Regions from separate parts of the Mus musculus genome. Here all the other regions are linked to region 2. A link is a loop called in an ENCODE intact Hi-C map of the cell type or tissue named here. Cell type or tissue: heart. All regions are shown on one strand.

Evidence for each region. Hi-C counts contacts between places; a loop is a spot of excess contacts. Peaks named below come from ENCODE experiments on the same cell type or tissue, not always from the same donor. Only the 100,000 strongest peaks of a DNase experiment are listed, where the experiment ranks them.
Region 1: a loop joins it to region 2, with 8 times the contacts of the local background. A loop is called at or near these places in 16 of 42 quality-filtered maps.
Region 3: it touches region 2 in a loop (4-fold over the local background); 2 of 42 quality-filtered maps call a loop at or near these places.

Annotation. Positions count from the first base shown.
Region 1 is chrX:109,011,313-109,013,812 of GRCm38, forward strand. It overlaps Hmgn5 (high-mobility group nucleosome binding domain 5), which reads right to left and starts at 2,068. Exons shown (of 6, transcript NM_016710.2): 1 at 1,940-2,068; 2 at 110-133. The coding sequence starts at 1,954. In heart, a CTCF peak has its summit at 1,408; DNase peaks (open chromatin) are centred at 1,509, 1,629 and 2,209; H3K4me3 peaks cover 2,253 bases; H3K27ac peaks cover 1,371 bases.
Region 2 is chrX:108,832,950-108,835,449 of GRCm38, forward strand. Brwd3 (bromodomain and WD repeat domain containing 3) reads right to left here and starts at 1,397. Exons shown (of 41, transcript NM_001081477.2): 1 at 1,150-1,397; 2 at 959-1,017; 3 at 728-757; 4 at 265-324. The coding sequence starts at 1,180. 2810403D21Rik (RIKEN cDNA 2810403D21 gene) reads left to right here and starts at 1,529. Exons shown (of 5, transcript NR_015493.2): 1 at 1,529-1,736. In heart, a CTCF peak has its summit at 1,560; DNase peaks (open chromatin) are centred at 852 and 1,612; H3K4me3 peaks cover 2,437 bases; H3K27ac peaks cover 2,019 bases.
Region 3 is chrX:107,815,033-107,817,532 of GRCm38, forward strand. It overlaps 2610002M06Rik (RIKEN cDNA 2610002M06 gene), which reads right to left and starts at 1,302. Exons shown (of 8, transcript NM_025921.3): 1 at 1,103-1,302. The coding sequence starts at 1,118. Tent5d (terminal nucleotidyltransferase 5D) reads left to right here and starts at 1,445. Exons shown (of 6, transcript NM_001163104.2): 1 at 1,445-1,609. In heart, a CTCF peak has its summit at 1,372; a DNase peak (open chromatin) is centred at 1,289; H3K4me3 peaks cover 1,745 bases; H3K27ac peaks cover 1,239 bases.

The sequences.
Region 1 (2,500 bases), 180 kb after region 2:
CATGTGGTACAAATATAACTACCAGCATTTTTACCTAGTTATGTGTCTTTAGTTTCTAAAATGGGTACATTTTTCCCCCCAGAGAAACTCACAAACTAAAGACACTCACCTCCTGGCTCACATCACCTGCAGCCTATGTAGGGGGAGAAAAAAAAAAAAAAGAAAGAAAGAAAGAAAGAAAGAAAGAAAGAAAGAAAGAAAGAAAGAAAGAAAGAAAGAAAGAAAGAAAGAGGATCATCAATATAAACATGTAGAGCAGAAAATGTCGCCAACTTTAGACACTTGTGACTTTTTCCCTGGGCTCCTGGTCCAGCAACCACGTGCTGCTTCTAGCCCCTCTTCAACACCTACTGTTTTAGTAATATGAAACGTGGACCAAGATGCAAGGTCATGCTTAAGACCTGTTTACAAAGAGTCAGTGTAACCTTTTTGAATAAATAAGGCCTCTTAAGAACACACCATTTTCATTTTGAAATCCACCTGCTCTAATGTTAAAGCCAAAACAAGGGTTGGGCGGGACGAAGGAAGGCGGAGCTTCTTGCAGTTTCCCTTTCTTGCCTTATGTTTGCTATGCAATTGTATCTATCTGACCAGCTCTACTGATTATGGACTATTTTCCTCCTCAAGTTCTGCATACAAAACAACAGTCCCACCATACTTTCAAGGAAGGAGGTCTTTGTTCTAACGTTAACGTTTTGTTCAGAGAAGCAGGAGGCGGATTTTAAAACTTCCCGCCACTACCTGCTACAAGGTTGCTGTCAGCTCTGCAAAATAGCAAGATCCATTGCACAAGACGAAAAGAGCCTGGCGGCAGGAGTCTCGGGAAGGGGGGTGGTGATTAGAAACAATTGCTTTCGGTATCTGAGTAGCCCTTTACCCTGGGAATTACCAGGCTATTATTTCAATGATACAGCCCCAGAGCACTGAGGAATTTCAGCCTCATTTCTATGTTCTAGGAATACGGAAGGCGGACGGATTCACAAGAATATATAAACAATCATAAGGCTTTTACATTAACACAGTATTTCATTTTATGATTTCACCAAGCAATGAAATAGCATTCCATTTTAGTTGTAAGATACTCGGGGGAGGGGGAGGGGTGGTGGAGGAACACACAAACACCGAGCTTCAACTTATATGTGCGCGGAGACAGGAATTTTGAAGTGAAGGGTTACAGAAGACCTGTAGCCCTTGGTAGCTCGGATCAACTCCCCATGTCTAAAGTGAACTAATCTCACGCCACCCCACCATCCAACGCTGTTAGTAGTTTCTCGGACGCGGCTCTCTAATCACCTTTCCACCTTTAACTAGAGAGTTCCGAGAGTGCCAAATCTCTCAGATCTAAAGTTTCTAATTACAGCGGTGAATCTCTCCCTTCTCTAGGACAGTTTGAAGTCTGCGCCGCCTAATGGCACAGGATTACCATTGCATAGCCATCTGGCATGACAAGAAGTGGAGGAGGGAAGAGGGGGGAAAAAGGAAAAAAAGAAAACGGAAAGAACAAAGGCAAAAAACAAGAGAAAGCCAGGGCTTTCGTTCCCCCAAACGGGATGGTTCTCTGAGAAAAACGGGAGGTAGAGGAGGAAGCTGGCGCTGGAAGTGTGGTTGGGAGAAGAGTTCTCCAATAGGGTAAGCGGAGGAAGGGGGGTGGGGTAGGAAGCGACAGCACAGCGCTATGGCTGTTTGTAATTCAGCATGGAGACACCTCTCAAACGATTCTCTCCCTTAAACAAAACAAGCCAAAAGTGAACTACCAGTTGCATACGAGACCTTCTGAAACCAAACACAGACGGATCGCTACCTTTCCCTCGCCTTCCATTCAGGACATCATAAAATCAAACTAGAAGCCAAAATGATCTTTCAAAAAGATACAAATCTCTGCGGTAGGAAATATGTATTTCGGCAGCTAATATCCCGTCTATCTTCCCATTTCACTTACCTTTCTTTTGGGCATTGTTGCAGCTCTCCGTTGGAGATCCTTAGGCAGGAGGGAAAAAAGCCGAGAGGAGTCTCTGCCTGACCGCTCCGCGAGCGACTGAGTTTTCAATGAACTAATTGCAGCACGATATGTACTCGCGTCCCCCCTCCCCCTAAAAAAAATCTCTCGTTATTGGCAACATTAAACACGCCAAGACGCAACCAAACTACGTGAATGGTTACCCGAAGTGGGAGCCAGGTTGGAGTGACAGGCTGTCAGGCCAATGAGGGGAGGTGGCCGGTTCGGAAGGCGTGGCCCGCGAACTTGCCCGAAGCCCTCGTATGCTGCCGGCTTTGACTGCCTCTAGGGTGCCGGAGTCCACGCACTTAGCAGACGCCTAGTGCTCCAACGTGACCAGCAGGAAATCCAGTTTTCTTGCCTTTTCACCTTTTTTTTTAAGTTAGAACGACAAGCGAAAGCTCAAACAGTTGGTTTTTTTCCCCCCACGATCTCCACCCCCCTTCCTTCTTCGCGCGGGGTGGCGGGCCCTTTTGAGACTGGATTGAGCCAGAAGCTCCAGTC
Region 2 (2,500 bases):
TTTGTAACACAGTCCTAAAGCACAACACAGCACCTCTGAAAACCAACTCACATTCTTCAAAGTTTTGGGGTGAAAATAAGCAAGGCTAGAGCAGGGCAAGGTACCCTTTCCGACACGCTGGGAGGGGGAAGGGGCAGTCCTTCGAACACCGAACAGCAGGCTCGGGGAGCTCTAAGGGCTGAAGGGCCAGGGGCGGTTGGGGGCACAAGGTGGGGAGGGAGTGGAAAAAGAGTTGGGCTAAGTTGAAACGAAAAGTTTACTAACCAGATCCTCGAAGCTTCTTCGGTGCTCTTTCCCTTCCCAGTCTAAGCGGCGCGGAATCAGCTGGGGGCCGGAGGAAAAGAAAAGGGGGGGGGGTGAAGGAAAAGCCTCTGCTCCCCAGCAGCAGCACCCAGCCTGGAGCCTAATCCTAGACCCTTTAACATTTTCATTTCTCCAGTCCCGACAGCTACTGCCGCTGTGCCGGGGGTTGGGGGTGGGGGGGGGCAGGCCAAAGGGAAGGAAATCCTGAAAAAACACCTCCCGCAGGAATAAAAGGCAGCGAGTTTAGACCCCTGCGTTGTCCGCCCCTTCTAAGCAAAGAACCCGATTTACCCCAAGTGACAACAGCCCCAAGTGTCCAGCTCGAAGGCTCCCTCCGGGCCCCTGCCCTCGGCCCCTGACCTACCTTACCCTTCCTCCAGGTTCTCCCCAGCCCTCCCCACCTCTTCCCAAAAGGGGTCCATACCTGATGCTCTTCGAGCTCTTGCACTAGCACCTGGGGAAGAGGGACACAGGGATGTGAAAGCAGATTGGGGCGCCAACCCATTCCTCCCTCCCCACTTCCAACACAGCCGCTGACTGTAGGAGTAATCGCGGCCGGCCTTTCCCTCACCCTCCAACTGCACTGCTCACCCAGTGCCTCAATTTCCCCAATGGGACCATTCCCCAACACTCCCAGATATCCTTTCCCTCTCACCTGAGCGGATTTGTTACAGGGTCCGGACTGCAAGAACCTTGCGATCAGGTAATACAGCTCTAAAGAAGGGGTTGGGGGTGGGGGGAGACGTTGAGAGAGAGGCAAGGAAAAGAGATACAAGCTTTTTAAAAAAAATCTGACAGCAGTCGCGCAAAGCCCCCATCCCTTTTGCCCCCGGCTCAGCTACCCACCGGCTTCGATCTGGGTAGGTGCCGCCGCCATCCTTTTCCCGAGGGGGTTTGGGGGCTTCGCTCAGGAGGGCTGGCGGGGGCGGGTGGGGGCGCTGCCTCTATTGTGGTGAAGCCCCCATGCTTGGGAGTCCCGCCGCTTCCGCCGCACTCTTCGTCCCAGTTTCGGTCTCTCTCGGATTCATCGCATCACGTTTCGACCCATAGATATTCTAGCCCAAGAGCTGAGGAGGCGGAGGAGGAAGGAGAGCAAGAGAGAAGGAGAGGGAGGAGCTGAAGTCGCCGAGGGGTGGGCGGGGGGAGAGGGGTGGGCGGGGGGAAAGGGGTGGAGCCATAGAAAGAAGGAGGGGGGAAAAGGGAAGGGAGCCGCTTGCAAAGCTCCAGGCTGGCCGCCAGAGGCACTAAGGCGGCCGCCTAGTTCCAGCAGCTAAGCCGGCCTGGGGTTGCCTAGTTACTGCCCAGAGAACAAGGAAGAGGTTCTAAATGCAGGCAGACGCTCTGGCAATCTTCGTCAAACTCTGTGGTGGCGTTGGCGTCCTAGAGCTCCGGAGTTGCTTACCCTTCCTGTAAGGGCAATCGGACCCTTTCCGGTGAGGGAACCTCTCTCCAGACATGATCAAGAGAAACTGGCGAGGGACTGACATGATCTAGCTTACCTTGGGTCACCGAACGGATTTGGTTTGTTTGTTCTTTCTCTACCCCAAGAAAAAGTCGCTAGCTACTGCAAGGTTTTGTTTTCAAACAAGGAACAGCATGCCAAAAGAAAGTGCTGCGCCTACCTGATGAGCAAGGGAATAATATTCTTCTAGAAAACTTCTTGTAGTAGTATCAAGTCTCCCCTTGATTCTGATAAACATTGCGCGCGAAGTTTACACTTTAAGGAGGAGGCCGTTTCCCCCTTCTGAAAAGGTCAACAAGCTCTTTCTTCTCAATTCCTGTAGGATAAGTTGGAACGCTGTTTTGAAATTCTGCCAAAACGTTTTTAAAGTTCTTAACTATTCATTGAAATTTGGATAGAAATGATAGTTTGGTTTGGTTTGTCTTTGAAGTGATATTCTCTGACTTGCTGTCACTATGTATCTATCCAAGGCTCCCCTGGAATTCCATGTCAATCTTCCTGCCTCAGCTTCCCTAGTGCTCATGTGGCAGGCATGTGTCGCCACTCCGGTTGACAAAAAGTCTTTTTTCCACTACCTTGAGACTACAATTGTTTTCATGTATAACTTTAACTCTTAGCACAGCGCTGATTTGATCAAAGGATTTGTATAATAATTGACAGTTTGAGGAAACTGGTTCACTTCCCCAATTTCTCTTAGCATCCCGTTCTCAGGATGTTACTTTGAACAGAATTCAT
Region 3 (2,500 bases), 1.0 Mb before region 2:
TATGCTAATATTAAAACTATACTACAGTCACTATTTTTTTTTACATGCAGTAGAAACAGGACCTCTCTTGGTCATCTTTTCATGATCTGCACCTTTCCTCCAGGCTAGCACTTTAATGTACAGCATATCCTGACTAGTGCTGCAAGATTTACTGGATGACATAAAATTGAACCCATCAAAAAACCATTTTTACCTGTACTTCAGGCTTATAGACTAATAGCGCCAAAAGAGCTTAACACGAGCTACAGAACAGTTACCATAACCCATGGTTTATCTTTTTGCTATCTTGGAGTTGAAGAAAAAGCAATTTATTTTATTTTTCTCTAAAGCCAACCCCTGGAAGGAGCAAAAATTACAGCAACATGGAGCTTCTGTGATGGAATTTAAGTAGTGAAAAAGAAAAAGAAAGCCAAATTGTGTTCATGACGTCACCAGGAAGCTTTATTCTTAGCCCCTACTAATTGCCCAAGTGGCCAGACAGGTTTGGCTGATGGACTTTATGGCTTCAGGAATAACCTGAATTTCCTCAAGTGTTAAATTAGAATGCAGCGGGAACAGAAAGCGAGCACAGTTAGTTCGGAGGGTTCGTAGCAATCGCTCAACCTCATCACCAGTCACCTGCAGTCATTAAAGGGCAGTTCGCCAAAAGCAGTTTGTCCACGTACGCTTTGAGAACCTACACCTCCGCCTGGAGCCATAGGCAAACTCCAGTCGCCTCCCCTAGGTCCTGGCACCATTCCCTGTCAATTTCAAAGAGGCCAAAAATTCACTGATAAGGCAGGTGACAGAAATCCTCAACAAGGGGCGGTACGGGCTCAATTATCTCTGTCTGTCCACTGGCTCCTCTGACCCTCCCCACATTCGAGGATGGCAGCGGAGGCGGAGGCGGCGGCCGCAGCGAGGAGGAGGGTGAAAAATAAAAAAAATAAAAAAAAGGCCAACCCCAGGCCGCTGGAGCCTACCCATCCGCATCACAGCTCCCTCGCCCCACGTGCGGGCCCAAAGGGTCAAGCCCCTGGGCGTGTCCCCAGCACCCCTGCCTTCGCCCCCCCCTCCCCAGCCCCCAAGGCCCTGGTAGCATCTTGACCAACAGAAAGGATACTCTCCATGTTCGACATGATCTCTCGAGTTCACCGGGCGGGAGGAGGGGGAGGGGCAGGTAACACGCGGGACAGGGGCTGGACCCGCGAGTTGTGGGTCGCTTGGGCGCGCGGAGGGTGGCGGTTGTAGCGGGTTTCGAGGGATCCTAGCCCACTTCCTGTTTCGGTTTAGAACCCGTGGTGGGTGGAGTCCCACGAGCTAGAGAGGCGGGACTGGGACGACGCCAACATGGCTGCAGTGAGTCGCTTCGGTTAGGATGGCTCTGGTCGCTTGGGGGCGGTGGAGTCCGAGAGCTGAAGCTTAGGTCCCTCCCACTTAGATGCTTCACGTGCGCTCAGGATAACTGCGCTAAACCTGGTCCGGCATCCCACCGGACTTCTAGTTCTTTCTTTTGTCAACCTGGACGCCGCTTAGCCTTCCGCCCACCTCGTACCTCAGATTTCACACAGTCCTGGTCGTCCCTCATCCCTTTCTCTCAGAGCTTAAGTCTTAAAGGGTGAAGACAAAGGTATAGGACTTTTAAAGTACTTTTTAAAAATTCTGACAGTGTAAAAGAACGGCTCGAGGGGTTAGTGTGGTGGGTAATGTTGAGGTTTTTTAAACAATCTTGAACCTTAGAGTTGTAGGGTTGAAGGGGAAGGAGGAAAAGTCCGGCTCTACTTGAGAGGTAATGTTGCTTCGAAATTTTTTCTCATATTAGTTGGTTTAATTTTATTTTTCTTAAGCACAGCTGATGTATGGTCTAAAATTAATATAAAATCTCTATAATGGGTGGGAGCAGTAATGGGGGTGGTCGTAGATAGAGCTTGGCGTATTTTACGTTCCTTTGACTTTCAGAAATGTCCAGAGGTGGATTTATTAGAAGCACTCTCTGGACTTAGGAAAAGAGGGAATTTTAAGCAGATTTGTGGCATTTCAATTTTAGTGTCATAGAAATTACATATATTACTCTGAAAGTTAGTGTAATTGTCGTAATTGCTAAATCTCAGAAGTTTGTCATTTACCTCATTCTTAAATTCAACCTGTGGAATTATGTGCACAATGCCATACACTTTTTATCCTTAGGATTATTTCTTTTTTTTTTTTTTAACAAAACTGGCTTTAAAAGTGAATATTTTATTATTTTGTGTTAATGATAGTTGGTAAAAAGCTTCAGACTGTTTTCTAACTGTCCGTGTTTCATTAAAAGAAAAAGAGAACCCTTGCTCAATACAAAGTTCTGGGAAGTACAGTCTAGAAATCATTTCAATAGGCAGAACCGTGTAAAGGTTATTTTTAGGTTTGCATCTCACTTTATAGTTGGAGAACAAGACTTATGAAACTGAAAGCTTTGGAAATTTCATCAGTTCTCTGTGTGCCTTAAACAGTTGCCTTCATTGCTGGAAAACTACCTTTGGGG